Linked DNA regions of Mus musculus: region 1 is linked to region 2. A link is a loop called in an ENCODE intact Hi-C map of the cell type or tissue named here. Cell type or tissue: left cerebral cortex. All regions are shown on one strand. Links, peaks and the distances in the headings refer to the core of each region. The heading gives the core; the rest is flanking DNA. Region 1 overlaps Srpk2 (serine/arginine-rich protein specific kinase 2). Region 2 overlaps Pus7 (pseudouridylate synthase 7).

Region 1 (16,086 bases), core at 6,778-9,277, 220 kb after region 2:
GGGCATGTCCAATCATCACAGTCAGAGTACCCAGCAGTCCAGCAATTGCAAATGTGGTACCAGGGAGGGCAGCAGTGTGAGCCACATGTCCTCTCCAGAGAGCAGAAGACAGTCGTAGTTAACAGCTGGGCTGTGGACAAACTGAAGCAGCCCTGTATCCCACAGCTGGGATCAAGACAAAAGCATTCACATGTCATAACTGGGTTTTTAAAGAAACCAAAATTCTCACTCCATATGTTCTTATTCTTTTCAAAATGATGAATCTTTATTTGGTTTAAAGGGCTTGTTGGACACAACTCAGTAGTAGAGAGATTATCTAACATTTAAAAGACCCTGGGTCCAATCCTTCAAACTACACAATAAGTACTTAGATAAATAAAAAGTAGGTATGTTTAAGTAGGTTATCCTGAGGCTCTTTGTATGACTTTATGATGTGAATGCCTTTCCAGGACTAAGTGTGGCTCTGTGGTAGACTGCGTGCTTAATGGATTCAGTCCTCAGTACTGGGTGGGGGAGTGGGGCGTAGGTGAGGAGAGAAAAGAAGAACATGAACATTTTAGATAACTATTACTTTATTTAGAGAAATTGAATAACTACTTTTGGGTGATTGCTGAGAATCACACCCAGGACGTTGTTCATGCTAAGCAAGTGCCCTGTTTGTAGTCTGCATGCTCAGCCCGAATCCCATCCTTTAAGCAGTTCTTCGTAGGCCGGGCCGTCCTGCAAGCCTCTGGCTGTGGCTGTAGGTACTCTGTATATCCATCTCAGACTTTGGCCCGGGCAGCTTCTGGCCTCAGTCATGGAGTCCTGTCTCCTGTTTTTTTGCTTGTAAATCATAGGTTCTATTCTATAACTAGCTTTACCATGTCTTTCTAAACTTTAAATGGGGGCCTTGTGTTGGCCTCCTGTCTGCTGTGTTAAAGGATGCACCTAAGGCGAACACTTCTTAAACTCTTTAAAGTAGGTTCCAGTTTCTTACATAATTCAGGCCGAAGTTAGTGTTTTATGTTTTAAAACTTTATTATTTAATTCATTGTACTGTTGAGAAATTTTGTAACAGGGTGTCTGCTTGCCAGTCATGAAATACAGCAAAGCTTCAATTTTGTTAAATTTTCTGTAATTCTATAAAAGTAATTATCAGTTGAAGTCCTGGGTTTTAAAATTAGCTTTAATTTTATTATCACAATGTAAACTAACATTTAGTATGTTGTGCCAGACACTCATTGCTCTCTGCGTTTTGTCTTCTGTCACATGTCTTTGTGTCTACACTAGTAGCATAATACTCCACATGTGAAAAAAGTGACCTTCAGGGTTTGGGGAAATAACTTAGTGGATAAAGTGCTTCTCGTGTAAGCATAAGGACCCTAATGTGGCTCCCAAGACCCCACATTAAGTCACACACGAACACTGCACACGCGCATGCTCACTCTCAGTGCGTCTCTTCGCTCCCTCTCTACTTCCCTCCCCGCCTCTCTCCTCTGTTAAAACAACCTTCTTAGCCAGAGAATCCATAGTGCAGGATTATAACTGTAGGATGGAGTGAAGTGCCTATTTAGAGAAAGCTAGGTGTTTTTTTTCTAGATGAAGCGGCATGTGCCTATAATCCCAGTGGACACAGGAGGATCAAGGATCCAGGCCTGCCAGAGCAGCCAAGTGAGACTGTGGGGAACTACAGAGAGATAGAGTTCTGTGGTGGAGCTCTTCCATGGTGGAGAGGTGGGCTCCAGCAGGCGGACCTGCTCGGCTCAGCACCCTTGATACAGATTCATCCACACTCACTGTGTGACTGCTTCAGGGTCAGTCACACTCACTCTCACTTTACACTTGTGGATTTTGTGATATTCTAATTTTATCCTGTTTGGCACAGTGTTGTGATTCTGTGCTAACTTAAATTATCTTCAGATGTCGTGTTCTCAGCTCGAGACTCCTAGAAGTGTCTTTTTTTGGTCTCTGGAGGAGTCAGTCTTGTTTCTTCCCTCTGCTCTGTACCTTCCTCGTGTGGAGCATGGCAATCTCATTCTCTCTGAGCTGCACAATACTAAGGCAGCTTCTCTCACTGTAACGGGAATTTCCCAGACTTCTCCAATGGTGGCCTTTGTAGTCTCGGTCTGAAGAAATGGAGTACTTGCTGTGCAGATGTGAGGATCTGTGTTCGATCCCCAGCACCCACATAGAGAGCCAGGCATGGCGACGGCTCACTGTAACTCCAGTAACAGGAGAGATGGAGGCTCTGGGGCTTGCTCACCAGCCAGCCTGGCCTAATTGCTGAGCTCCAAGTCCCAGTGAGAGACTAAGTCTCACAATGCACCAGGTGGGTCGATGGCTTCTGAGGATATAATCCTGAGGTTGACTCTGTCTCACACCTATACCCATATACGTGTGCGCACCTGTGTGCTACTGCACATGAGCACACACCCTGAATTCCCACCTCCTCTGAAAAATAAAGAAGTGGAAGTTTATTTTAAGCACCTTGTCTGATAACAGTGAGTAGATATTTGAGGAACAGGTTAAGTCCCAAGGTTGAGTTGTTTTCATTGCCTGTGCGGGGGTGGGGGTGGGGGTCTCTTTAATGACTACTGACTCCTTCTCAGTACATGGGTGAGAACATCAGGGAAGCAACTTACATTGGTTGCCTTTTAAATTTATTCCTTGATAAGTTTATATATGTATACTTTTATAATGCATATTGATAATATCCACCTCCCATTCTCTGCTTACCCACTTCCTGTGCCCTCTGTAACCCTTCTTCCCAACACATCTGCCTTCTATGCTCATGTTTTAAAACAACAACAACAACTACTATTAAGTTTAATTAGGGTTGCTTGTATGTGCATAGGTGTGGGGGATTTAATGGGTAATAGGCACCTTACCAGTGGCTTTGCCACTGAAGAGAAATTACTTCAGCTCCCCCAATAGCCGTCCCACTGCGGATGACTTAACATGCCTATTTCTGTCCATGCTGGGATGCTGTGGGGTTACGGGCATAACTGAGTTTCAGTTGTTGTGAGGTCAGAAGTCCAGAGAACAGTGCTACAGGGCAGTGGTGCCACACGCCTTTAATCCCAGCACTCGGGAGGTAGAGGCAGGTAGATTTCTGAGTTCGAGGCCAGCCTGGTGTACAGAGTAAGTTCCAGGACAGCCATGGCTACACAGAGAAACCCTTTCTCAAAAAAAACAACTCTGCTTAGATTTTCCAGCTAAGACTTTTGCCCCTTTCACTTTGTAATACTGTTGCACTGTCTCTGAGAACTATTTTGCTAGGTATTTAAGATAGAGAGAAACATTGCTTTTGCAACCATTTCCCAGTATTGTAATTAAAAAAATAAGATTTGTTCTTATTTGCTTTGTTTGGATTTATTCTATTTATATTATGCGTATGTGTGTACAGTGCCCATAGAGGACACAAAAGAACACTAGATGCCCAGACCTGTACTTAAGTAGGTGACTGTGTTGTGTGCTTGGCACTGACCCTAGGTCTGCTTTCAGGGTGATGCATGCATGCTCTTAAGTGCTGAGCTGTGTCTTCAGCTGGACATTACACTACTTATCTCTTGTAAACAAGGAGCCTGAATGGTGGTGGGGCTACTTATTGAGAGTTTCTGATTCTTGGAAACATTTTCAAACTAGATTTTGATTTTTGGAAATTATTTTAAGGATTCTTCTTCAGTGGGGATAATTCCAGAAAATATGGGCTTTACCTTCATGTCAGCTGGCACTAGATAAGCTTTGGTTTGTCCTAAATATTTTTATTCAGATTTGTTTTTTTTATTAAAGTTGGGGTTTTATGAAGCCCAGGGCAACTGTGGACTCAATAAGTAGCTGAGAATGCTTAATTCCTGGGGTTCCTGCCTCTAACTCCTGAGTGTTGTCAATCCAGGAGAACAGAACCGCACCCAGCTGAGTTTTTAAAATATTGTAGTGTTGATGAGAAACTAAGAGTATTTTTTATTTAAATAAAATCTTCCCTTTTCTGCATCATTGAAAATAAACATAAGGTTCAAGGTTTGCTTGAACTCAAAAGTTCAAGACTAGCCTGGGCAACATAGTGAGGCCCCGCCTCAGAAACACAAAAACAAGCAAAAACAAAAACAAATCTGAAAAGCAGCCAAACCCAACAGTAATGAAATACAGCTTCATACCCAATAGAGAAGATTTAAAAAAAAAAAAAGTTTTGGATGAGCATGAAGGAAATTAGAATTATACATAGCTTGTACTGTACACTGGTTCTACCAGTGTGGTAATATGTCATTTCCTTATAAGGCTAATTGTAGTTGCCATATAGCCCAGAATCTCTCCCCTAAGATTGTAACCATGAAAAGCAAGAAGGGAATGACCACAAGGCTTGCATGTGAAGCCAAGGAGCATAAACAAGGAGTTGAGATTCCTACTGAGCACATGAATAGAGAAAATGCCATTTGGAGGCTGGGGCTCAGTGTCAGGAGTACTTGCTGCTTTTGCAGAGAACCTGAGTTTGTTTCCCAGCACCTACATGCTGTCTAATGACCATCTTTTAACTCCGGTCACATAAGTGCTGCCACATTCATACATGTAGGCAAGACACACACATACTAAAATCATAATAATAAATCTTTAAAGAGTGCCATGTGTCTGTACAGGGGATATTTTTTAGCAATAAGGGAAGTAAACAGCTGTTGTGTGCTACCCAACATGAGCCTCAGTCATGATGCCAGTTAAAAACGGGCATCGGGGCTAGGGTGGCCTTTTATACATTAGGCTGCTGACACTTGGAACTCGGGCCCTTAGATACAAAAGGCCAGTGTGCTGATGTGTGTCTATAATTCTAGCACTATGAGGCAGACAAAGAAAGTTCCCTGAGGCTTGCTGGGCAGTCATTCTAACCAAATTGGTGAATTCCAGGTTCAGTAAGAAAAACCAGTATTTTTTATTTAAAAAAAAAAAGTGGGGAGGAGGGTGGGAGCTATTGAGGAGTCCACCTGCTGTTGACATCTGTTCACTCACATGCACAGAAATGCATGTACATTGGACATGTTTACTCAAACACACACAGAGACCATGCTATATGAGTCAGGCACATAGCTTAATGGTTAGGACTGTCCGAGTTGGAGGAAGATGGGAAGCCACTCCTCATGCCTGTGGGATTTCTTTATGGAGTGATGCAAATGTTCTAAATTATATCATAGTTCTGTGATATCATATCAATAAACATGTTAATGTATTTGATATTTTAAAAGATGCATTCATTTTTATTTTCTATGTATAAATGTTTGCCTGTGTGGGGTATACGCACTGTGTGTGCCTTGCGCCTGCAGTGATGAGAAAGTGACATTGGATGCACTGGAACTGAGCTTAGAGACAGTTGTAAGATACACGTGAACCTAAGTTCTCTAAGAGCTCTGAAGCCCTGGGTTTACTTCATATAAAATTCTTATCAAAGGCATTACATCTATAAGCATAACTGAATTCTAAAGTAATGCACATTGGTTGCCTGTGAAGAGATTCCATTTCTTAAAGTCAGTGTTTATCTGTGCCTATAAAATTGTATTCCATTTTACATATGGAAAGATTGCATATTTTATGAGTAAATAAATTACAAAATAAAGTACTAATAGGTCCTTTCTTTGATTTTATTTTACTCTGATCAGGTCCTTCAAGGGTTAGATTATCTACACAGTAAGTGCAAGATAATTCACACCGACATAAAGCCGGAAAACATCTTGATGTGTGTGGATGACGCTTACGTGAGAAGAATGGCAGCCGAAGCCACGGAGTGGCAGAAAGCAGGTGCTCCTCCTCCCTCTGGGTCTGCAGGTGAGGGGTCCGAGCCCTCATTGCTTCAGTCTGCTTGGGGGCTGGGAGCTTTTAAAGCCGGGCAGGGACGGCGTGAGTCCGATGTGTGCGTACACATTAGGAACCTTTTCTCAAGAGTTTGGATGTGGAAATGACTTTTGCTTAAGATGGTGTTTGAGTTCATCCTTTTAGCTCTTTGTTGTTGCCCTGTATGAATTCTTAGCTGTTGCTTCATTACATAGGAGCATGTTCTTGTGTGGTCCAAGTCTCTGGAGAATATATGATAGCTTTCTTATAGCCTACCTTCAGTCTTCTGATTTTGTTTTTTTGTTTTTTTTTTTCTGATTTAGGTTTCATAACAATATTTTCTTTTCTTAAACTAAAGTAGATGCCTCCACCTCAGTTTAGCCGACACATTTGATATCAGCCGTGGACGCTCTAGGGTGGGGGGCGCGGAAGGGGAGCAGGGACTTAAGCTTTAGCTTAGTTTCTCTTGCGAGGGTGACAGGAGTCACTGGGGAGACTGGAATGTTGGTTGTGCTCCCCTCTGACTGACAGGGCTCCAGAGAGGTGCTGTCACCTCACCTGGAGTGTCATTGTGATGTTATCATATCAGCTCATGCAACCAAAGTCATGAAGCTTCTGATGCTTGCCCTGCTGAATTCTAGAGCCATTGCACAGTGTGCTGTGCTATGTGAGTTCATTTCCTGTGTGGTGCTTTCCCAGTAGTTTTCAAACACGACTGTGCAGCTTCTCATTTAACATGTTCATTGCCTCGTTTGCAGAACATGTTTGGGTCTGTGACTGATGGGTAAACTCTTGCATTTCCTTTTCTTTTTCCGTTGTGCTCAGTTTGCCAGTGCTCTGAGAGAGGCTGTTTGCAAGGAAAGTGGCGCGAGGGCTTAGCTTCCTGTGGCCTGGAATTGCACAGTCTGTTTGAATTGCACAAACTTTTCCTAGGTTCCTATCTTTAGCAATCTCTAAGGTTCAAGTTTTTCAAAGCTGGGTAGTTATTAAAACAGTATTATTTCATTTTGCAAATCAAATTACCCAAAGGTGCCTGTTTTCCTCTGAATACCCATTCTGTTTTATTTTGTTTTAGTGAGTACGGCTCCACAGCAAAAACCTGTAAGTATTCACATGTCTATTCAGCATGTCAGAAGGAACTGCTCACTCTTGAGCTTCACAAATTATGTAGAAAATATTATAACCTTCATTAATTTAGAAGTGGGCATGTTTGTAAATGCTCTGTGTCATCAGAAAACCCTCATGACTTCCTGCCGTGGATGGGAATAGTCATGCTGCTGCAAAGCCAGGCTCCTCCTGGGCTCTCGAGGCTGCTGTTGGCCAAGTCTGTGAATTGCAAGGTTTTAGTTCAAGTTTAAAATATAAGTGTTCCAGACTCTTTTTTAAATGACTTCTTCTTGGCCTTCAAGTATCCTGTTTTGCCAAAAAACCATTTTAATCTTTTATAGCCAGCTGTTTAAGTAAGAATGAGCACCATCAATTCTGTGATCCTGTCGAATCACTGAGCAGTTGGCTCGGAGGAGTAGTTCCAAGTGTGGTGAATTGTTACTTGTGTAGCTCTCCCCTGGACTTTGGGGTTGGGTTATGGCCTCTGAAGCTTGGCAGGCACTCGTTGCTAGGCTTTCTGAGACTTATGGCTGTAGCTTGAGGCTGACAAAACTGTGGCTTTTCCTTTTTTTGATTTTGATTTTTTTTTTTATATTATCTGCTTATTTCTGAAAGTTCATGGTATATTGGCTGTTGTTCACAGCTTGGTATCAGAGCCAAACTCAGATATAGTGCTGTTGGCACCCGTCTTGGCAGGTGTTTGTTTTTATTGTTAAGGAATAAAAATGACCCGATATAGTCAGCAGCAAGGATTGCTTGCAAGAGAAGATTCTCGCTCAAAGCCAGGTGTTTCACCATGCTCATCTCCTAGACTTTTCTCCTAGAAGTTAGGGAGGGTACTAACAGTCTGAGCCCAGCCCTCCCCTAAGGTGGCTCTTCTGGCTGGGTTAGTGAGCATAACTGTGTAGGTTGTAGGAAAGCACAGTTGGATTCACTATGTTACCAATACTTGAACTCCTGAATAGTGTTTTAAAGAGTGCTTTTCTGACCCATGGCATCACACTTCCACCTGACCCACACTTTCTTACCATGTTGTAGATAGGAAAAATATCTAAAAACAAAAAGAAAAAGCTGAAAAAGAAACAGAAGAGACAGGCTGAGTTGCTGGAGAAACGCCTACAGGAGATTGAGGAATTGGAGCGAGAAGCCGAAAGGAAAATCCTAGAGGAGAACATCACCTCTGCAGAAGCTTCCGGGGAGCAGCAGGATGGAGAGTACCAGCCGGAGGTGACACTGAAAGCAGCCGACTTAGAGGACACAACTGAGGAAGAGACAGCAAAGGATAATGGTCAGTACAGCTCGGAGCAGGAGGGAGGGCTGCTGGGTGTGTGGGAGCTGCACACAGGGCTCATCTCTGAGCCACAGAGTGCCTTAGAGCATCTGAGCTGCCACCGCCATTGGCACTAAGGACGGCTTTCTTGAGCTTCTCGGTGGAGATGGGGGCAGCAAAATATCTGCCAGGTGGATGCCAACATCTCAAAGTAGGCTTTGAGAGGGAAGGAGGATGTCTGAGAAACGTGTTAGTGCTGTGATGACCCTTTCTTCATTTTGTGATTAACCTTTTCCTAACTTTAATGCAGCACAGCTCTTATTCTAAAATGGCAGAAGAAAGGGTTAATGGCTGGAAAAATGGATCAGTAGTCTTGCAGAGGAACCAAGCTTGGTTCCCAGTACTAACAGTGTCAGGCTGTTCATAGCCACTTACAACTCCAGCTGTAAGGGGGTTCACACACTAAAGATCAGGTACAGTAAACATCTTCAAAAAAGAAAAAGAAGGGCTTGAAGTGAAAGTCCAGTTTTACTTGTAATTCCCCCTACCCCCCAGAGCTAACTTGTTCCTGATGAGAGGGCTCATTATTAAATGAGCAGAAACAAGATTTAGAAAGCTCCCTTGCCTTGGCAAACAAAAGACATGTTCTGAGGTCCGTTAGAAGTGGCTCCTAGCCAGGTGTGGTGCATGTGCAGGCCTTTGATCCTGGCACTTAGGAGGCAGAGACCGCCAGATCTCTGAGTTTGAGGACAGCCAGAGCTACACAGAGAAACCCTGTCTCAAAAAAAAAAAAACAACTAGAAAAGTATAAAAAAACGGGTCTCTTGGTATGAGGCCTAACTAGAACTACTTTGAAAGGAGAGCCATGACTCTTGATCTTACTCTCATCTTCTTTAAGGTGAAGTTGAAGACCAGGAAGAGAAAGAAGATGCAGAGAAGGAGAACGCGGAGAAGGATGAAGATGATGTTGAACAGGAACTTGCAAACTTAGACCCTACCTGGGTGGAGTCCCCGAAAGCCAATGGCCATATTGAAAATGGCCCGTTCTCACTGGAGCAGCAGCTGGAGGATGAAGAGGACGATGAAGATGACTGTGCAAATCCCGAGGAGTATAACCTCGATGAGCCAAATGCAGAGAGTGATTACACGTATAGCAGCTCCTATGAACAATTCAATGGTGAATTGCCAAATGGACAACATAAGACTTCAGAGTTTCCCACACCGTTGTTTTCTGGGCCCTTAGAACCTGTGGCCTGTGGCTCTGTGATTTCAGAGGGATCGCCACTTACCGAGCAGGAGGAAAGCAGTCCCTCCCATGACAGAAGCAGGACAGTTTCAGCCTCTAGTACTGGAGATTTGCCAAAAAGTAAGTGCCCTTTTGCATCTTTGTCTGCTTGCTCTGCTTGCTCTTTGGCAGACACTGTGAAGGGAGTGAGAGGGCAAGAGAAACCCTTACATTTTAATGCTTGTATATTCAAGAGAAAATACAATGCTTTAGACTATATCTGTCCTTTAGGCTTGCTCTTACTCTCTGAAATCCTATCCCTGGGCTTTCTTTATTTATTGTATATTTATTGAATGACATCATAGTTAAAATGCATTGCACCATTACCAAACTCATACCTTTCTAGACACCAATCCTCTTCTGGCTGGTAGTAGTAGTTTTGGGTTTTCTTTCTCTCTAAGGGAACACCTGTCTGCTTTCAGCTATACCAAGAGAGAACTTGTGTTTTATTAGATAGTTGACCTTGTTTATACAATTCTCCTTCCTTCCTTCCTTCCTTCCTTCCTTCCTTCCTTCCTTCCTTCCTTCCTTCCTTCCTTCCTTCCTTCCTTTCTTTCTTTCTCTTAAATATTTATTTATTATATATGTAAGTACACTGTAGCTGTCTTCAGACACTTCAGAAGAGGGAGTCAGATCTCATTAAGAATGGTTGTGAGGGGCTGGAGAGATGGCTCAGCGGTTACAAAGCACCGACTGTTCTTCCAGAGGTCCTGAGTTCAATTCCCAGCAACCACATGGTGGCTCACAAACATCTGTAATGGGATCTGGTGTGTCTGAAGACAGCTACAGTGTACTCATATATACATTAAATAAATAATTCTTAAAAAAAAAAAAAAAAAAAAGAATAGTTGTGAGCCACCATGTGGTTGCTGGGAATTGAACTCAGGACCTTCAGAAGAGCAGTCAGTGCCCTTAACCTCTGAGCCATCTCTCCAGCCCCAAATCCTGCTTTCTTTTTGTTTGTTTTGTTTTGTTTTGTTTTTTGTTTGTTTTTATAAACAGGGTTTCTCTGTGTAGCCCTGTCTCTCCTGGAGCTCACTCTGTAGACCATGCTGGCCTCAAACTCAGATCTGCCTGCCTCGACTTCCCAAGTGCTGGGATTAAAGGTATGTTACACATCTGTGTGTTTAAAACTGAAAAGAGCCGGGCGGTGGTGGCACATGCCTTTAATCCCAGCACTTGGGAGGCAGAGGTGGTAGATTTCTGAGTTCAAGGCCAGCCTGGTCTACAGAGTGAGTTCCAAGACAGCCAGGGTGACACAGAGAAGCCCTGTCTTAAAAAACCAAAAAAAAAAAAAAAAGTATGTGCATCGGTGTTTTGCCTGCATGTGTGTCTGTATGAGGACGTCAGATGCCCTGGAACTGGAATTACTGACAGTTGGAGCTGCTGTGTGGGTCCTGGGAATTGAATCCAGGTCCTCTAGAAGAACAGTAGATGCTCTCAACACTGAGACACCTCTCCAGTCCCAGAAAGAAATCCTCAGAGAGAGAGAGAATGAGAATTAATTTATAATTGTAATGAGTGAGTGAGGAAGTGCTATCTAACTTAGGCAATCTAAAATTCTAGTGCAGAGAGATTGCAGTCCTCATCATTTTCATGTAAAGAATGCTTGGGCACTGTGAGAGGTGAACTTATCTGTTGATCGGCAGGATGCTGTGTAGTTGCCTTGCCTGCTTTATCTTGGCAGAAGTAAGTGGACAACAACTCATGCTTGGGCTCTACTGTCTCCCCCGAGAGCCCTGGGCTTTCTTTTGCTGTTCAAGCTTGCTCTGCAGTCCCTTTGGGAAGTTACACATCTTACGTGTGCATTACCCTGGTTTCTGTTCTTACCTTATGCTTGGTGTGCTGAACTCTTCCTGTGTGCCCATGATTTCCATTGGCTTCCCTGGCATTGCTGGTTCAGTCCCTGTGTGGTCTAACTACTGAGTCCTAGCAGCAAGTGAATCCTGAGCAGGAAATGGAGTGAGCTGTGGTATGAGCTGCTGTGGGTGAAGCAGCAGTGTGCAGGGCCTCTCTGGGTCTTAGCTTCCACACTGCTGTCGTGAGTTGATTGTCATTGGCACTCTTCTTCTTTTCTATCATAGGCCCTGAGTTGTAGTTTTTGTCAGATGACAAGCCTGGCAAGTGAGAACCTTAGTTGAGGAATTGCTTTCATCAAGTAGGCCTGTAGGCATGGCTGTGGACGTGTTCTTAATGACTGATGTAAGATGGCTCACCTCACTGTGGGTGGTACCACCCCTGGGCAGGTGGTTCTGGCTGTATAAGAAAGGAAGTTAGGTAAACCATAGGGAAGAATTCAGTAAGAAGCATTCCTCTGTGGTCTTTGTTTCAGTTTCTGCCTCTGGGTTCCTGCTTGAGTCCCTTCCCTGATGTCCTTCAGTTGTGGTATATGATGTGGAAGTATTAGCCAAGTAACCGCTTTCCTCTTCCAAGTTGGTTTGATCAGTGTTTTATTGCAGCAATAGAAAGCAGTCTAGGGTCTGCCAGCCCTTGCTCAAAACAGGCCCCTCTTTGCTCTGGCCCTGAGGCACAGGCCTTGCTTGGCTCTATTGCTTCAGAAGCTTGTTGTTTCTATATTGTTCCTAGCTGCCTTCCTGACTTCTTCCAAATCACCCTTCCAGCTTGCTGCTAGAGTTTTAAATCACACTCATTAGATAAATTCCCTTGTTCCTAATTCTTCACAGCTCTTCTTGGGGCCCAGCAGTCCTTTCTACAGTGGTACATGTGCTTATGGGCAACAGAACAGTCAAGTGAGGTACTTAAATGAATTATTAGGAAACCTCTGAAAGTCTAGCTCAATAGGTACCTATATATCCTCCACTTATATTTAGTATTAACGTTTTAACATGGTATATGTTTTATATAGAAACTGCATGCCATAGATAGTAGGATACTTAAATTTAAGTTAATTTAAAGTAAATATTTAAATAAATACTTAAGCATTTATCATCAGAGGAATGAACTAAGGATGATTTTGTTACTCAACCCAGTCCTTACTAAGCTTTCCTCTTTAGTTTGAAAATTGTCTTTTATTTTCCCTGACCCAGGGTATGATAGAGCAGTGAACGACCGGTCTGGGAAGCAAGCTTTGGTGTGAGTTTGTGTTGTCTTTGCTATTATAGAGAACAGTAGCCAGGGGTGAATTACGTTGTTTGAAGAACTTAGATGCCAAGGTGACAAGATGTAGACTCTGAAGTTATTTGGTGGCCCGTGAAGGATGAGATGGGATTTGTCTTATGTCATTGGCTGCTAGAGCAGCTAGCAGAAGTTTCTTGACTCATGACATTAGAAGATGTCCCAGAGCAGAATGGTCTTGTTAGTGTGCCTGCTTGGCCCATGTGGAGCCCTCACTTTACAGTCTTCTCAGTCAGTCCTGGTTAGGCTGCCATGGTATGGACCTTGTGTTTTAGGTCTTGATCCTTACATATGTATCCTTCCAAATACATACCTATCATCTTCTCCCTGCTCCCCAGATGATGGAACTAGCTTCTGTCTCCCATATAGCATATGAGACTCTGAGCATCCCTCCTTGGATGCTGAGCTATCCAGCCGGCTTCCTGACAGCATGAGATGCCCTGTACCCCGCAGGCTGGTGGGCTCTTTCAAGTGTTACAGGTTATTCTTGACTGTAGATACCGTTCTATGTAGCACCTAGCTCCTGCCTGGAACTTCTCCTTGTGCTTCCTTCTAGTGACACCTTCCCAGGCATTTTTCTCACCTGATGACCTGATTCAGTCCCCAGAACACGCAGAGATTTGTGTGACCTCCATGCAAGTGCGGTGCCCCTCCCTCCACAGCATATAAATGTGACAAGCAAAAGCAGATTTTCAACATTCGCTCATAGCCATCTCTCTTCTTAGTTCTGTTGTTCTTTTAGGTGTATCTAGTTTTCTGACATGTTACATGAATTGCTTGTGTGCTTACAGTATTGTTTGTGTTTTTCCCCCTCCCTCTTTCCTTCCCTCCTTTTTAGTTTTTCAAGATAGGGTTTCTCTGTATGTTTCTGGATGGTCTAGAATTTAGAGCTCTGCCTGCCTCTGCCTCCCTAGTGCTAGGATTAAAGGTGTGCACGTCCACACCTAGCTCTTATTGCCTGCATTGCCAACCAGGGCATGACATGAGTTTCCTAATTTGAGTGTGTCTTTTTCTTGACATATGTCACCAAAGTGGCATATTGAAGGGGTTTGGGAAGTGTTTGTCCAAGGAATGGGTGAGGTGTTGTCCTTAACTGTCCTAGTTCTGCCCCTCATCTGGATAGAGAGGCTGCTGGTGCCTGTGGTTTAGGGTGTTCAAGTGCTTCCTAAAATAAACCCTGCCACTTTTATTCATGCTCTAGTGGAAGCAGAGAAAAGTTACTGGCTTGTCATTCTGGAAGGGAAAGATTGACCGTAGGTCATTTGTTGCTATGACAGGTCACCATGGGGGTGACTTAATCTAAGGAGGCAGTCTGGTTTCAGGCACACTTAGAATGATTGTGCAGCAGGCTTGAGTATATCTGTGTTCACATGGGCTTTTTGAGTGTTTCTATAGTCACGGCCCTCCTCGCACCCTGATCCCGGCAGCACACATTGAGAAAGGAAATCACTGCGTGAGCAGATTCTGTTTCACGTCTGCACCTGTCTGGCCCAAGTTGATCCATAAGCTGAGGTCAGACATGAACTGACCAGACTATCGACTTCAGAGCCACCCCAGGGTTCCTTAGAGGTTCAGGTTCAGGTCCTGTTAGCCCTCCTGCAGTCTGCACTGCTGTTAGCAAAGGTAACTTTACTTCTTGTGTGGGATCTACCAGCACTATGGTTCCTCAGTTTCAGAATACCCTGAAAGAGGCTTAGTGCCCATAGGCAGCAACTCGACATGAACAAAAAGATCCTCAACAAGGGCATTAATGTAGTACATTGAGCTGGATTTTCTGTTTAATCCCTAAATTCCATTTCAATATGACCAAAACTGTAAGTGTGTAGGATTGTGAAGATGAGTGTAGTTGCAGTGTAGTTACAGCTTAACTGAGAGTTTCCCTAAAGCTGTAAACCCCAGGCCTGGACCTGCTGTAGAGACTCCCTCAGAGTCAGCTACCGGTGAGCCACCTGAACTAATGAATTGCCCTAAAGCCTGCCTTTATGGCCCATGTCAACCCGAGAGAATACTAGCTTGATATCTCCCTTGTTCAAAACTAAGTCATAAGAGGTTTCAGCCTCTGCCTATAGTTGAGTTTGCTGTTAGTTGTCATGTGACACTTGATATCTGAGTGCTGGCTTAGCTGAGGAAGCTGGAATAGGGTTGCTGTCAGCCTCAAGCTGCTGCTCAGATGGCATCAAGCCAACTGCTTAGAAGTGATTGGTCACCCTTGCTTATCTTTCTGTGGCTTCCAGTGAGCTGGATACAACCCAGGAGGAATGATCCCAGGTGCAGGATTCTTTTCTGTCCAATCATTCTACCTGGCAAGCATTGTGCTCACACATGCAAACCTCATGACCCCAGTGCTGATTCTTTTGTTCTTTGCTCATGGCAGCAAAAACCCGGGCGGCTGACCTGTTGGTGAACCCTCTGGATCCACGGAATGCAGATAAAATTAGAGTAAAAATTGCTGACCTGGGAAATGCTTGTTGGGTGGTAAGTAGTGTTTTCTTTTTACATTTTAATTGTTATTTAGTGTGCGAAGATGCTTTTGTTTTTTTTTAATATTTATCACATCTATTCCTTTCCAGCATAAACATTTCACAGAGGATATCCAGACACGTCAGTATAGGTCCATAGAGGTTTTAATAGGAGCAGGCTACAGCACACCTGCAGACATTTGGAGTACAGCTTGCATGGTAAGAACGGCCTTTGCCACTCTCTTCTCTAGAAATGGCTTCTCCTTAATGCTCTCAATGAGGTGGCGTCTTGTTAGAGATCATCCTTCACTTTAAAATGGGTGAGAAGAGGAAAATGTGCCTGGGTCTTTAAGCATTGGGAGAATTCTCCGGTATGTATGTCTTGTGAGACATGGTCTCTTCAGGCCCTGTGCAGACCATTGTCCCAAGAGTGAGATCCATCTGAGGAGTTACCTTTAGTCTCTGGAAACGTGTGGGTGTTTTAGGCTCCTTGTCACACCATGGGGTAAAATCAGATGCCTTCTCCCAGGAGAGGGTGGCAGCACTTGTCACTTAGCAGCACTGTCATGTGGCCGTTACATGTGCAGGCTCTCTGTTCTCCTTCCTACTTAGAAGGGATTTCTCCATCTGCCCATGCACAGTTGCCTCCATCCAGCGCAGTCACAGTGTGCTGGCTGCTTTTGCAGCGTGTGCCAGCACTGCTGAGACAACAGTGGGGACACAAGCTTCCTGGGCTTGAATCTGGTTTTCTTTTCTTTTCTTTTCTTTTCTTTTCTTTTCTTTTCTTTTCTTTTCTTTTCTTTTCTTTTCTTTTCTTTTCTTTTCTTTTCTTTTCTTTTCTTTTCTTTTCTTTTCTTTTCTTTCCTCCCTCCCTTCCCCTCCCTCCCTTCCCCTCCCTCCCTTCCCTTCCCCTCCCTCCCTTCCCTCCCCTCCCTTCCTTCCCCTCCCTCCCTCCCCCCCTCCCCTCTCTTTTTTCTTTTTTCCGAGACAGGGTTTCCCTGTGTAGCCCTGGCTGTCCTGGAACTCACTCTATA
Region 2 (16,086 bases), core at 7,096-9,595:
GCTTTGATCTACTTCGTAATCTCAAACTGCCTTAACTCAGAGCGACTCGCTTCGTTTCCTGCCAGTTCCCATCTGAGCTTGGGCCAGTATTTCTCTGTTTTACTAAAGGCTTCTGTGTGGCAGGTTGGTTTGTTGGCCCTTACTACTTAAAAACAGGCTTGTCACACATGAATTCCCCAGAGTGGGTGGACAGTGTTAACAATGAGCACCTTTCCCTTTAAGAACTAAATACAGCTCTGGGCTTTGCTGCACACATGGATGCAGAGGTGGCTGTCCATTATGTATTGGGGAAGAGGATGTTATTCGGCTTTTAAAAAATGTGAAATACCAGTATATCCTACATTGTAATGAGCTTAAGATTGTTGCATTGTTGGGGATGTTGTCACAGGCCAGTAATTCTGCCGTTCTACGGAGTGAAGCTGGGAAATCGCAAGTTTGAAGCCAGCCCGGGCTACACAGGATGACCCTGGCATTTAAAAACAACAAAAAATTACACTAAGTCAGACATTTTTAAAAAACACTGATTTCTTTTCCATTTATGGGGAAGTGTGTACATAAAAAGCAAATTGCCCATCACAGGGGCTGCAGGGACCATTAGAGGCTGTGGAGCCGTTGCTGCCTGGCTGGGATTTCTTTCTCAGGTGGTGGAGACACACTGCACACATTGTGAGTCCATGCTGAAAACAGCAAGCAGGCTGTTTAATGTTTTTTAAAAAGGACAAAGCTGGGCACTCGCCTTTAAACACTCACTCTCAGGAGGCAGAGGCAGGCAGATCTCTGAGACCAGCCTGGTCTACGTAGTGAGTTCTAGACCAGCAAGACTGTATGTATAGTGAGACCCTGTGTTACAAAAGAAAGAAGAAAAAATCAGCCATCAGGCTCTGTCCTGGCACTCGTAAGATGCCGTCGTCCAGGGTCAAAGCTGCCGTCCAGGGTCACGGGCAGCCAGGCTGATAACTTGGTTCTTTTGGCCCCTATCTTTTGCTTTTGCTTAGTTTTATTTTATTTGTTTTTTTTTTTTTCTGTTTCTGCTCTGAAACCCCGTCCTTTCTCCAGCAGTGTCTGCTGACTACAGAGCTCCATCAGTTGGTCCGCAATCTGTTTGTGCTGACCCCCTGCTTTTGTAGGTCCTTGTCGACTTTGAGCATCCTCCCTGCACATCTTGATTCAAGGGCCTGGAACACACCTGCTCAAGCTCGCCCTGGTTTGTGTGAGGCCCGACTGCTTCACGGGGCAGAGGGGAACTGGGTGTTCCAGTTTCACCCATTTCCTGACTTGGATGGCCATCTTCCTACGTTTTCTATTAGTGCAGCAACTTTTTTTTTTTTTTTTTTTGTAACTTAGTAAGGCTGAATACCTGACAGTGAACAAAAGTGAGAAAGGGAGATGGAGCACTAAGGAGCTTCCTTACATAGCAAGCAAGGAAACAAACAGGCTGGTGCCTAGTACATATGTACATATGAGAGTGTGTGTGTGTGTGTATATATGTATGTGTGTGTGTGCGCGCACATGCATGCACATTTCTGCATTATCCATGTCTGTGAGCACAGAACCATGGAAGCTCTGGAGGTGTGGTTCACTGAGTGTCTTCAGGGAGTAGTAGGGCAATTTTGCTAAAGAATTCCAGGAGAGCTGAGAGTTTAAGGATAGAATGTTTGCCTAGCATGTATGAAGCCCTAAGCTCAATTCCTAGCACTGAAATAACATAAATTCCAGGAGCTCGGATATTATATAGATGATTTTTTTAAAAAGATGTATGTTATTTGTATGTGTGTGAACAGTTTATTAACTTCTACGTATGTGCACTGTATGCCTGGTGCCCATGGAAGTCAGAATAGGGGTCACATCTTCTGGAAATGAAATACAGATGGTTGTGAGCCACTGTGTGAGTGCTGAGAATCAAACCTGGGTCTCCTGCAAGAGCAACAAATGTTCTTAGCCATTGGCCATCTCTCCACCCCCAGGCGAATTTTTCAAGCTTTATTTTTAATTTGTGTGTGTGCCCTGTGTGGGGTACCTTCAGTGGCCAGAAGAGGGCATCGCATCCCCTAGAGCTAGAGTCACGGGTGTTTGTCAGTGGCCTGGTGTGGGTGCCTGAGATCCAGCAAGTACTCTTCAGCCCTGTGAAGGTGAATTCTAAAATGTACGTAGTTTCATTTTCTTTTTTAATGTATTTACTTTGGCCAAGGAGTAGAGCAGAGTGGCCCCATTAGTTCCCCCTTGTGTTAAAACTGGAAAGGCCTGTTGAATGGGTCCATGAACAGATGCGTGGGGGTGAAGCCACACCCCCAGTGCTTCCACAGTCCTCTGTTCATAAACACATATACACAAATGTCCTCACACGGAAACATAAGTGTACGCGAGTGCGCACAGACATAACTATACTGGAAGCCACTGACAGACTCAAGCCAGGCTCACCCCCTTGTCTCTGCTGCTTGACAGAGTAGCTGTCACTTCAGAGGAGACATGGACATGGAAAAATTAACACCATGCTCTTGGGCACCATGGTGTGTTTGTTGCATTGTTTCTAATCATTGAAAATAGGAAACAATTACTCCATGATACAAATCAGAGAATCTTAAAGACAACTAATAGATAAATAAAACTGGATTCTTAGAGCCTAGATGGACCTAAGGATTCCATTTGTATTCAGGTTAATCCAACGACACGAATGGACGCCTTTGGGGATGGTGATGTCACGGGACAGGCATGGGGCGGGAAAGCAATGGCTGACACCTTTCATCTGTGTATTGTATTTTGAGGTTTTGGGTGCTGTTTGTCTGTCTTTAGGCAGGATCTCACTTTAACCTTGGCTGACCTGCGGCTGACCAGGAAGACCTCCCTATAGCCCGCACAGGGGCTTTTGGCCTTGCCTCTTTTGTTTTGTTGATCTAAGTGTGAGTGTTTTGTCTGTGTGTATACCATATGCGCAGGCGTGGTGCCTGTGGATGTCAGAGGAGGATGTTGGGTCTGGAACTGGAGTTGTGTGTTGGGTGCTGGGAATCAAACCCAGGTCCTCTGTAAGAACAGCAAGTTCTCTCAACCACTGAGCGTCTCCTCAGCCTCCATTATATATTTTTTTTTTAATAAAAATACAAAGTTTAGCATTTTCAAAAATTTTATATATCAAGAACATGAAGCCCTCTGAGATAAACATCTTTTGTTATTTATGTCTGCTGCTCTTCTAGTGGACCTGAGTTTGGTTCCTAGCACCACACTAGGCAGCTATGGCCTCCTGTAACTCTGGCTCTAGGGATAGCCAACGGCTGACCTCTGGAGAGACCTGTAATTATTCACATGTATACACACACATGCACGCACACATGCATACTCATGCACACACATAAATAAAAATTCAGTCTTTCAAAGAAAAAACTGTTAACAGCAGTGAGTGGGGAGGGTTATGGTGTAAAGAAAGATTTTGTGTTTGCTTTTCTGCAGATGTCCTGTCGAGGAAGGCAAAAGACTTTCTAATGAGACAGTTCCAACAGTATGGGAAACACGTCTATGAAACAGCAGGGTACCGGGTTCTGAATCTAGCTCCACACATCTTCAGTGTGCGTTTAAGGGAATGAGGAAATGCAGGGGTCTGGGCCTTTTTCAGGGATGAACCAATGAAGTCTTTCTTCTCTGTGTTTTTGTGTTTCCAAGGTTGTGTTGTGGTCCAGAGTTTGCAGTATTTTTCTTACTGGCCCAATTGTGGCTAATCTTCTTATGTGTTAGAGACCATTCTTTACAGTTATGTGGACTGCTGTCTGCCAGCAAGCATCAGCAGCTTTGCCACCTCCTGCCCACGGAGGGTAGACACCGAGTAGACACCGCCACTCTCTTATGTCTTCTCCTTGGTGGTAAAGTCCCATCATTCTAGTACTGTTACGCACAGGAATAATCCAGGGGGAAAGGAAAACTGCATCTAGCTACCTCCTGTGGCCTCCTTGCAGTCACAGCCCTGGTGTGCCCTTGTCTTCTGTCGGGACTCATGGTCCTTCCTCTGCTCCTTTTTTCTTTAAAGAATAAGTGCACAAAGACTTGCCCACCTCAATAAGTGCCTGATGAACTTGAAGCTCGGGAATTTCAGCTATCAGAAAACCCCTCTGAAGTTAGGAGCGCTCCAAGGAAACCACTTCACTGTTGTTCTCAGGTAAAGTGCCACAGTGGGAGTGCAGTGCAGGGAGGTGGGGTGGGGGTGGTGCAGAGCCTGGGCTGGGGCTGGGCAGGGGCGGGGGGGGGGTGCAGAGCCGGGGCTGGGGCTGGGCAGGGGCGGGGGGGGGGTGCAGAGCCGGGGCTGGTAGCAGGGCTCCAGGAGTCTGCACATGTCACAATTGGGTACAGGGTACCTGCGTCAGATAGAAAGGCTAGGAGAGCAAGGCCTGTAGGCATGAGGAATAGATACTGTGTAGTATTTTTCCTGATAAATGGTCTTTGTCCCTCCCTAAAAAGATTCCCATAGCCTTCAGAAACACTGTGTCCTTCAGTTACTGACTGAAAGATAAAGAGCCTACTATTGGGGGCTGGAGAGATGGCTCAGAGGTTAAGAGCACTGACTGCTCATCCAATGGTCCTGTGTTCAAATCCCAGCAACCACATGGTGGCTCACAGCCACCCATAATGAGATCTGACGCCCTCTTCTGGTGTGTCTAAAGACAGCTATAATTTACTCATATACATAATATAAATAAATCTTTTAAAAAATGTGCTTTGATTTGTATGAGGTGCCTAGAATGGACACATTCATAGGAAGATTAGAGCTTGCTTTGGTGGATGCTTCAGTTTGTGATTAGGCATGGTTGCATATGTATGTAATTCCAGCACTCAGGAGGCAGAGGCAGGCGATCACACTGCTTCAAGGTCAACCTGGTCTACATGGAGTGCTGGCTGGCCAGGGCAAGAGTGTGCAGAGTGAGGGAGTGAGTGGATGAATGGATCTGGACACAGGGAAGGAGTTTGGGAACAGCACGGTGGTAGATGCTGCACATGGGCTTCACGCTCTGATAATTGGTACTGATGAAAACAAGCTAGAGGACAGAGGTGCATGCCTTTATCCCAGCAGTAAGGATTAAAGCACACAGGCAGTGCAACCTCTGAGTTTGAGGCCAGCCTGGTATACAAAAGCAAATTCCAGGACAGCCAAGGCTACACAGAGACAGGAGGTAGAGGCAGGAAGATTTCTGAGTTCGAGGCCAGCCTGGTCTACAAAGTGAGTTCCAGGACAGCCAGAGCTATACAGAGAAACCCTATCTCGAAAAAACCAAACCAAAACAAAAGATTGTCCTCATAAATGCATTCTATACATCAAACATATTAATAATATTGAGTATTTTAAGAATCAAATAATACATAAAAATGTTTCAACCTATATATATATATATATGTATATATATATATATATATATACCTTTCATACCCTAAAATATCATTAATGAATATTTAATACTATCTGTAACTGAGGATCCTATATCTAATGTTGAATACTAAATTGTTTCAAAACATACAAAATATTCTTGGTGAGTTAAGCATAGTAAAAGAGCATGAAATATTAAAAATGGATCATTAAGAAATATGTTCAGAAGCCCTTATGTGATACCACCTGACATAGTGAGAGAGTATTTAAAATGCACTATATATCTGTGTACATTGTCTAACAATCAGTTTATCAGTGTTTCTAGGAAAGAAATTATTTTATCAGTAAGTATATTTTAAAGTTTTCAAAATAGCAAAATCTCTTTGAAGTTAAACATTAAGAAAATGCTAATTTCAAGCACAGTGAGAAAGATTATCAATAATATTTCCATGGTATTTGTAGAACATGATTTTAATATTTTCAACAGTTAATATTCAACAAACAGAATAATTATTTTAACATGTATTTCATTGTTGTGTCTCCCTTTTCATTTCTGATTTTATTAATTTGGATACTGCCTCTGTGTCCTCTGGTTATTCTGGATAAGGGTTTATCTATCTTGTTGGTTTTCTCAAAGAACCAGCTCCTGGTTTGGTTGATTCTTTGAATAGTTCTTTTTGTTTCTACTTGGTTGATTTCAGCCCTAAGTTTGGTTATTTCCTGTGGTCTACTCCTCTTGGATGAATTTGCTTCTTGTTGTTCTAGAGCTGTCAGGTGTAGAAGTTGCCCTTATGTGCACCATAAAATGTATTTAGCTGTCCATTTTTTTGTTGTTGTTGTTGTTGTTGTTGATAATTTGGGTCTCTGCAGGAATATAACAGGAACTGATGAGCAGGTGCAGCAAGCCATGCAGTCTCTGAGGGAGACCGGCTTCATTAACTACTATGGCATGCAAAGGTTCGGGACCACAGCTGTTCCAACGTACCAGGTTGGAAGGTTTGTATTCAGTCTTTTATCGTTTACCTTTGTATCTTTTTTATTTAGGGTTTTTGTGCTGTTTGTTTGATTTAGGTTTTTTGTTTGTTTTGTTTTATTTTGTCTTGTTTTCTGAGACATTGTCTCACTGTTTAGCTGAGGTACATACTGGAGCACCTAGCTCCAGGTCCCTGTACCTACAGAAAAGCCAGGTGTGGTGGAACACTTTTATGACCCAGTGCTGGGAAAATGGATACAAGTACATCTCTGGATCACTTGAGGCTCGTGTGTAATGTACACACTCACACACAGAAGAAAAAGATGTGACCTGAATTTAAATTTTTCTTCCCACTATTAACAGTCCGTCCAAGAGGTCCAAGAGAATCTCTTAGGTTTTGGAATTTTGTTTGTTTTTTATATTTTCAATTTTTAAGACAGGGTTTCTCTGTGTAGCCCTGGCTGTCCTGGAACTCAGTCTGTAGACAAGGCTGCCATTGAACTCAGAGATCTGCATGTCTCTGCCTCCCGAGTGCTGGGATTAAAGGTGTGCGCCACCACTCCTGGCTTCTCTGTTACTTTTTAACAGGTAAGTGGACACCAGTAAAAACCAGGGTAACACAAATCCAGACTATGCAAACCCAAGGCACTGTGTGATCTCTCTTAACATGTGGGTTACTCACCTCCCATCTGCCCTCCCCCACCCTTTAAAGAAAACTGTAGAAGATCTAATGTGGAACATATGAGCTTGGTTCACATTTAGATAATAGGAAAGCCCTCCAGGGTAGAGTAGAAATCTCATCAGTAAATACTTGGTTTCATAATCATCCAGTGGGAATCCCACTGTCCAGTAGAGATTGCATTGCATAAAGTAACTTCCTCCTAGGAGCTGGCACGCTGGAGTGCACACCGAGTGTGGTCTGAGAACATGTCTTCCTGGTTCTGTCTCAGCACTGGCAGGCGGAGGCTGCGCTTCAGAAGGGCCGAACTAGCATGCTGGTTGGACAGCCGTAGAAACAGTTTTCTCTAGTTCAGTTTCCCACCATCAGGTTGTATTTGCTTGTATGATTTTACAGGGACCAAGGGTTAACTCAGTCTGCTGTGACGTCTCTCTCAAGCAACGTTGTAAAAGGAGAAATAGAAATATTTCTAACTTAAGACCAGGCAGGCACAGTGGAGTCCACTAGACCGTGGCTGAGCCTGCAGAGCCCTCCCGTAGTGTACGAGGGGCCCTAGACGGGACCTCTAGCACCTGAAGAAGGAAAACCCGCCACACTGTCTCCGGAAACACACAGAAGCATGATGAAGACACTGGCTGTTGTGGGGCAGAGCATTTAGTGAAGGCTGGCATCAGCTTGTTTTTACTATTTTTAATTAATTTCGCAGGAGCAAAGCCATGTCACCCTATAGTTTTGTACCCAAAGAATTTTTTCGCGAAGAAATACTTGCTCAGTAAAGTGTTGCCAGACTTAACCCGGAAACACAAGTTTCAGAATATTCCCAAAGGTCTGCAGAAGTTAGTTCAGATTTTCAAATTATTTGTTTTCACAATGTCCGATTATTTCCTGCCTTCAAAGAATGTACTGTTATCAGCATAGGGTTTCCCAGCATATAGTAAAACAGAAGATGAATTGTATCCAGACTACATAAAGGCAATATATGAAAAGCTATATTGTTGTCCAAAAGGACAATAGCTTTCTTAATGTTTTTTGTTCACCGGGGTCAGTCACATATTCTGGTTGGTTTCATTGTTTCATGTGTACATGTTCAGTAGTGTTCTCCTGCACGCCCTCTGTCCTCACGCCTGCCCTCTAATCCCCCAACCCCCACCCACACACCCCACCCCCGCTCTTCCCAGCTTTCTTTCCTTTTACTTTCGTGTGTTCTACATGTGTCCCTGAAGTTAGAGCTCTTTACAGGAGCATGGGTACCTTACGGCTGAAGAACGTGTTCATGAGCCCCACTCCATTCTATGATGGGGAATCAGCAAGCCCCATTTTCTGAGGAGCTTGTATGAATAATCACAGCTGCTGCAAGTTCAAGAGTGCTGCAGTCTGTCCTGCTCAGAAGTTAGCTTCCTTCCCATACCCTCTCCAGCTTATACACCCTCTCCAGCTTATACGTTCTTTCTATTCCCTTCCTCTTTGATGCTCATTGGAGGAGATGATATAGAGTCCAGAAGGGGGCAGCAAGTCCTCTGGAGCTGGGGTTCCAGGCAGCTGTGCCCATTGGAGGGTAGATCCTGAGAATCCGGTCCTCTGCCCAAGGAATACACACTCCTTTTAGAGTAGGTAGTGACCTCTGAATCTGTATCATCATTGTACTGCATACTTTTAAATTTAATAAACTAAGTCTTACTTGGAACATATAAAGCTTATTATATGCAAAGTTAACTAATGTAAATACTGTCTAATTCTAGAGCAATTCTACAGAATTCCTGGACAGAAGTCATGGATTTAATACTGAAACCCCGTTCTGGAGGTGAGAAAGATTTGTGTAAAAATAAAATGCATAGAGTATATAGCTAGATAGTCATGAAGTCACTTTAAGTAAACGTAACTGCAGGTTGTTATTTTAAGTTCTTGATCTTTTTTATTCAAAATTTTAATGCTATTTTTTTTTAAAGATTTATTTCTTTAATATATGTCAGTACACTGTTGCTCTCTTCAGACACAGCAGAAGAGGGCATCAGATCCCATTACAGATAACCACCATGTGGCTGCTGGGAATTGAACTCAGGACCTCTGGAAGAGCACTCTGTGCTCTTAACGGCTGAGCCATCTCTCCAGCCCCACTATTTTATTTTCATGGTTTTGCATAGGGGACTGAATTTTTTAAAATCTGTATCGTAGTCTTAGCTTTATTCATGCATGGTTGAATGTACTTGAAATAAATTAATTTCTCTATGGTTACTTCAAATTCTCTGGCTTATAGGAAACTTTTATGTATGACTGCTTTGATAAAAAGTGTTATAATGAAATATGTGATCTTGGCAAAGTACCTTAAGGATTTTTAAAAGTGGATTAAAATTTTTCCAGGAAATATCTCTAAAACTACACTGTAAAAGAGGGATTTAACTGGTACTTTTTTAAATTTTTAAATAATAAACTTGATTTAGGTAACTTCATTTGCAAGCTAAAAACGTGTTTTTATTTTTAAAGAAAGCATTAACCTTGCTAGAACGGGGGCAAGAAAAGGAGAAACTTCCTTCCGGTTGTTCTTTGCTGGACTAGTTGCAGTGATGATGAGTAGTGTCTCTGGCTGACGACGGAGCCGGGGAGGGAGAAGCACACTTTCTGTGACCCCATGTTGTCGCTTTTGGGTGACTGTGAGCGTCTTCATTACATGGAAACATTCCCCCAGTTCTAGGTTCCCTGTGGAGCATGTTAAATGGCGGGCGATTTCTGCAGGGAAGTTTGATGGCGCCTTCTCTCTCCCGCAGCTGAGAAGGGTTACTTGGTGAAATGCAGAGAAGAATGGGCCAAGACCAAAGACCCAGCCTCTGCTCTCAAAAAGCTGCCCGTCAAAAGGTGTGTGGAAGGGCAGCTGCTCCGAGGACTTTCCAGATATGGAATGAAGAATATAGTCTCTGCATTTGGCATAGTGAGTGCAATTTGTGAAGTGAGGCGGTGCCTCAGAAGTGGTCAGTGCTTTCTAAACATAATCCTAAAATGATCTTGAAAGACCAGCAAAGAATCCTTAGTAGTCTGCAGAGGAATTTATTAGGGTATACCTCAGTTTTAACCTGAGAGCTGATTGATGTGGAAAATGCTGCCAGTGTTTGTTGATATTAGAGACACAAGAAAGTATCTGTGGGGAATACTTAATGTAGCCGAGTGGGATTTGAGACGCTCGGAACCCACTGTGTGGTCATTTCTTCCAAAGCTGTAGTTTACGCTTGTGCTCATGCAGGGCACGGGCATTTGCTGAAGCATGTGGGTAGAGGTCCGGAGAGTCCACTCTCACTTTATAGTATGTCCCCGAGGATCAGACTCGGGTAGTCAGGCTTGGCTACAAGTCCCTTTAGCTGCTGAGCCAGGCCTGGCCCTACTGTAGTCATTCCGTGGTCATGTTCTCATTAGAGCTTTCAACTGCCCGAGAAAGGCAGTCGGACAGGAAGTCGCTAAGAGATTGCCAGTGTGGTTGCAGTAATGGGGAACATATCGGCAAGCATAGCCCATGTATGAGTATAATTCATATAATTCATATATGAGTATAATTCAGGACGCATTCCCAGCCCCACATCAGTTATATGAAATGTGAGTCTCTTGTGTTAGAATTACCACGAAATGAGCAAAATGTCTGGAAAATAGCACTTTTAAGTGTTCAGAATTGTTCCTTTGTCTGTTTCTCCATTCGCTGCAGATTCCAAGAAACAATCGCTTAATGTACATCCACAGTTATCAGAGCTACGTGTGGAACACCATGGTGAGCAGAAGAATTGAGGAGTACGGGCTGAGGCCTGTGCCCGGGGACCTTGTTCTCAAAGGAGGTATGACGTGGAACACTGCTGCCGTGCAGCTAATTAGGACCCTGATATTTTATCACAGTGTTTTTCATCCAGTATGGTACTAGTTAACAAAGAGATGTGTAGTAATTGGGAGATAGAAAGGCCGCATGAAGTCAGGCTGCTAGTTTGTATCACCAGTGAAAAAAATATGTTAGTGTTTTGAATAAGCAGCTAAGTCTGGGGGCTCCTGCTTAAGTATAGCAGAATAACTTTTGGGCCAGTATTGGCTAAAAGTCCATTACAAACATTATTCAATCTGGGTCTTCAAAATATGTCTATCCAGAGAGCCATGAGGACACCAGCCTGGAGCTAACTGCACTGGTGAGCTTGATAGCGTAAGCCAAAGCATTCACAGAGGAAGTACTTGCCAGGCCATGGTGGCGCCCAGCACTCAAGGCAGAGGCAGGATCTCTGAGTTCAAGACCAGCCTGGTCTACAGAGCTAGGTCCAGGGCAGCAGGGCTACAGGGAGAAGCCCTGTCTTGAAAAGATGAGGGGGTCTCGGCGGGGGAGAAGAGAAGAGAAAAGCTAGGATGAGGGGCTGGAGAGATGGCTCAGCGGTTAAGAGCACCGACTGCTCTTCCAAAGGTCCTGAGTTCAAATCCCAGCCACTACATGGTGGCTCACAACCATCCATAACGAGATCTGATGCCCTCTTCTGAGTGTCTGAAGATAGCTACAGTATACTTACATATAATAAATAAATAAACAAATCTTTAAAAAAAAAAAAGAAAGAAAGAAAAGCTAGGATGAATCTAGAGCTTGGCTCAGCTATAAAGAACACTGGCTGTTCTTCCAAAGGAGCCAGGTTCAGTCCCGAGCACCTACATGGTGGCTCACAGCTGGGTATAACTCCACTTTCAAGGGATCCAGTGCCCTATTCTGGCCTCTGAGGTTCTGCCCACACACTGTGCACAGACATACATGCTAGCAAAACATCCATACACAAAAAGTGAAATTAAAAAAAAAAGAAGTGTTAATATCCTGTGCACTATGACACATTTACCGTGTGTCACCTTCAGTGTGCTGCATCGCTCTGTTTTAGTACTGCTGGGAAGTCTTCTGATTTTTATGAGATTTAGCCCCTTGCCCACGGTTCCTCAGCTAATTAAAGAAAGAGACACGCAAGCAGCTGGGCCTCTGCAGCTGGACACCTGTGCTTCCAGCTTACCTAGATGTGTGTGACCGTTATGAACCTGAACTCTTGAAAACTCGGTTCTTAACCTGCTGTTTACTTGCGGACTTGCAGCCACGCCCACCTACATTGAGGAAGATGACGTTGACAACTACTCCATCCACGATGTGGTGATGCCTTTGCCTGGGTTTGATGTTATCTACCCCAAGCATAAAAGTAAGTTCCATGTCTGAGCCAGCTCGTTAAGACAAGTGTAATGTGGCTGAGCCAGCAGTAGCTAAAGTTGAAGCAGAGTGGGAAGCGGTACTTGAAGGCTAATCTTAAAGCTTTCTTTCTAGCACATTTTCTCTGTGAATTCTAGGCTAGCCTGGCCTATACATTGAGTTCCAGGCCAATCAGGGCGACCTAGAGAGCCCTTGTCTAAAAATTTAAAAACACACACACACACACACACACACACACAGAGACACTGCTCAGATATATTTTTTATGGTGAAGGTCTTCCAGGAAGGAATGTATTCAGGGGGGTACTTTCAATTAGAAGCTGCCGCTCTGTGTGTCATGAGCCTGTGATCTTGGGTGCTCAGGTGTTGGGGGGAGCATAGAGGGAGGACTTGTAACTTCTGTGGTTCTGGATTCAGAGGCAGGAAAAAGCAGCTCTGAGTGGTTTGGAAGAACACCCAACACTTACTCTCAGCCAGCACTGGCCTGTGGACAGTGTATTTCCTGTGTAAGTTAGAACTGACTGGGACTGAGGTCCTTCTTGGCTCAGGATTCCTCTAGCCAGGGTTATAGAGTATGCCATCCATGTGGCTCTGTTTCCAGTGCTTGTACTGGCTGAGTTCACTGACGAAAAGGCAGTGGACGGGAGCCAGAGAGGATGAGGAAGATAGACAGGGACTGTCTGCTTCCCTGAGAAGCAGAGTGCTGTTGGTTGCCACAGCCGCCGTGCGGGTCTGTTGATTCTGCTTGTTTCTGAGGTGTTTGTCTCCTTTTTCTATCTGATGCAGGCCAGAGCACAGGTATGGATTCTCCGATACTTTGGGCTTCCTTACTCTGTCTCTGAAGGCCTCCCTCCCTCCTTTTTGCCACATGAGTGACCTCCATGCCTGACTCAAATGGCATGGCTTTCTCTCTTCCTGTTCTCCTCCCCCTGGATAACTGCTGAGAGCTGCAGCTCGCCTTCTTTGGAGTTTTTCATTTAAACAATGATAAAAAAAATTGTCCTTAAGCTTTTAAGAAGGATGGGGGAAGCAAACCTTTGTTTTTGTCAAGATCCTCCTGGAACAGATAGCATAAATAGAGATAAGAACGGGGATTTGTGAGAGGCATTGGCTTGATTACAGCTACCGAGAAGTCCTGGGCTATCTGTGTGCTAGAGAAAGAACCAGAGACGCCATTGATCTGTCAAGTCAGGGGCTTCAGGTGCAGACCTGGGGTCTGCTGGTACAAGTCGTGAAGTCCGGGAGCAGGAGAAAAATAGTGTCTGAGGTCTGTGAATAGGGAGCGCCTCGGCCTTTCCTCAGCCTTTCTGCTCTCTTCAGGGCACGTCCACAGGAGAAAAGAACCTGACCACACTCAGATCATTGAGGGAAGTCAAGACAGAAATGCAAACAAGGACAGCTGCAGGAGCGAGAGCAAAGCTGCTCACTGGATTGTTCGGCTCCCTTACTTAGACAGCCCCACCCACGGTGAACCAGACCTTCCTACGTTAACACAGCAGTCAGGAAAAACATACCTCAGACTTGCCACAGGCCAGTGTGATGAAAACAATCCCTTACTTAAGGTTCCCTTCTCCCAGGTGACAATACTTGGTATTGAGTTAATAAAAATGATTGGTACACCAAGTGTCCATGAGTCGAGCTAATACCCTAAGTCAGCCATCACTAAAAAGAAGAAGAGGCAGGAGGATCACTGAGTTTGAGGCCAACCTGTCCATGTAAGTTAGAGACTAGCTAGGGATACATAGTGAAACCTTGTCTTCAAAAGAGAAAAAGTATCAAGGGTCAGCAAGATGGGTAAAGGCACTTGTTGTGTGACAGAGAAAATTTGGTCCCTAGAACTCTTGTGAAGTCAAGGAAAGGACCACCGCCACATGTGCGCTACGCCCACACACAGAACGACCCTCTCTTATGAACACACACGCACTCTCTGAGCTAGGTGTGGTGGTCCATGGCTTGGGAGGCAGAGGCAGAGGCAGAGGCAGGTGGAGCTCTTAAATTTGAGGCCAGCCAGCTCTACAGAGCTCGTTCCAGGATAGCCGGTACTACACAGGGAAACCATCTCTCAAACAATTAAATAAATAATTTGTGAAACAACAACAAAAATAAGGAGTCAGGAGTTACTGTTGAATCCTCGTAGCCTGGGGCAGACAAATCCAAAAATGTCAAAGGAGGGACAGCTGAAGGAACCAGAGTCAACTAGAACCCCTGACAGCGCTAGTGCTTGTGGGTACATGTGGAGGCCAGCTAGTCTGCCGTGTTCCAGAGAGCCACGGGAGTTAGGGAAACAAGCCTGTTTGGAGTAGGAGGGACCATCTAATATGTGCCTCGGGTAACAGTCCCTCACAAATGACATGTAAGGGAATATTAGAAAACGCCTGTGGGCTGAGGTGACCAGGGCTCCTGGTTTTAAACATTTAGAGTCACTGTGTATAAATTGTACTTAGAGGGGCTGGGCGTGGTGGCACACGCCTTTAATCCCAGCACTCAGGAGGCAGAGGCAGGTGGATTTCTGAGTTCGAGGCCAGCCTGGTCTACAGAGTGAGTTCCAGGACAGCCAGGGCTATACAGAGAAACCCTGTCTCAAACAACCAAAAAAAAAAATTGTACTTAGAAAGTCCATGTGAAGTTAGCTTGGAAACTATGCCACACTCCCTGTGGCTGGTTACATACATAAAAACCCCAGGGTGACTGAAGTAAAGCTGGAGGCGAGGCGCTTTCTAGGCCTGTTTTACTACATCACTAGGGTTAACTACTTGTTTGGGGCAGTCTGACTAGACTTGTTAACGGTATTTCTAATATTGTGAGTTTACCGCTAGTTCAAGGAAACCTGCTGACAGGCTGTGCTCCAGTTAACTGTTTGTTTTTGTGTTAGTCAGCGAGGCCTACAGGGAAATGCTTGCTGCAGACAACCTTGATATTGACAACATGAGACACACGATTCGAGATTACTCCTTATCGGGGGCCTACCGAAGGATCATCATCAGGCCTCAGAGCGTCAGCTGGTGAGTGTGACCTGAAGCACCCTGCGGGGTCCTGTAGAATCACAAGGTTTTGTGTTGTGTGTGTGTCTTTCTGTGCTCAGAACCTAGTATATAATGTGCCATAGCTGTCGCCTGCCCTTATTACCACGGTTACCACTGCCACCGGTTTTTGTTTTTCAAGTGCTCAACGAATTAGAGTTGGCTACAGTCATACAGCGACAGTTAATTCTCGTACGTTTTGTTGGAATCCCTGACTTACTGGACAGATGTACAGAAAATGAGCTTCCTCGCCTTTCTCTGTAAAACTTCCATTTGCTTCTGGGACTAGAAAGATGTCTCAGCAGTAAGATACTGGCTGTTCCTCCAGAGACCCAGGTTCAATTCCCAGCACCCACATGGCGGCTCACAATGGCTGTAACTTTGGTCCCAGGGGATTCACACACTCTTCTGACCTCCTTGAGCACTGCACACCTGGTGCACAGACACACATGCAGGCAAAACACTCATACATACAAAATAAGATTAGAATTAAAAAAAATTTTAAAAGATGCCTTTGATATTTATTCTGTTTTTTCAAGTTTTTTGAACTTTAAAATGAAATCCTGTACTAGTTGACCATTTCCAGGAAATTCTTTTTCCTGATTCTCTTTCTTTTCCTGGCTGTGGCCATGAAGTTGTCAGAGTTGGCGTTTACCACGCACAGTCTGGAGAGCAGTCTCTCCTGAGAGGGTGATGGCCGCAGTGCCCACTGTGGAGGAAATGTGAAGGCCACGGTGACTTCCACCGTCTGTGCAAAGTGATGCCTGCCGTGCTACGGAACCATCCTCATCCTTCCCACCGTCCAGGGCCACTGGGCTCTACTGTGCAGCAGTGGGGAGGCCTGCAGCCAGCCTGGGTGCTTTCCTTGCCCAGCGAATGAGGACAG

The links. Hi-C counts contacts between places; a loop is a spot of excess contacts. Peaks named below come from ENCODE experiments on the same cell type or tissue, not always from the same donor. Only the 100,000 strongest peaks of a DNase experiment are listed, where the experiment ranks them.
Region 1: a loop joins it to region 2, with 2.3 times the contacts of the local background. A loop is called at or near these places in 2 of 42 quality-filtered maps.

The regions. Positions count from the first base shown.
Region 1 is chr5:23,517,601-23,533,686 of GRCm38, reverse strand. Srpk2 (serine/arginine-rich protein specific kinase 2) reads left to right here. Exons shown (of 16, transcript NM_001359173.1): 8 at 5,625-5,790; 9 at 6,872-6,897; 10 at 7,942-8,191; 11 at 9,072-9,539; 12 at 14,968-15,068; 13 at 15,164-15,271. Among named protein-coding and RNA genes, the nearest start is that of Kmt2e, 91 kb to the right of the region's middle. In left cerebral cortex, for the core only: no CTCF peak of the experiment used is centred there; DNase peaks (open chromatin) are centred at 7,143, 7,251 and 8,098; H3K27ac peaks cover 1,581 bases.
Region 2 is chr5:23,742,513-23,758,598 of GRCm38, reverse strand. Pus7 (pseudouridylate synthase 7) reads left to right here. Exons shown (of 16, transcript NM_178403.5): 8 at 4,013-4,141; 9 at 6,212-6,337; 10 at 8,733-8,794; 11 at 9,756-9,916; 12 at 10,679-10,805; 13 at 12,072-12,173; 14 at 15,053-15,182. Among named protein-coding and RNA genes, the nearest start is that of Pus7, 33 kb to the left of the region's middle. In left cerebral cortex, for the core only: a CTCF peak has its summit at 8,528 (motif pointing right); no DNase peak of the experiment used is centred there.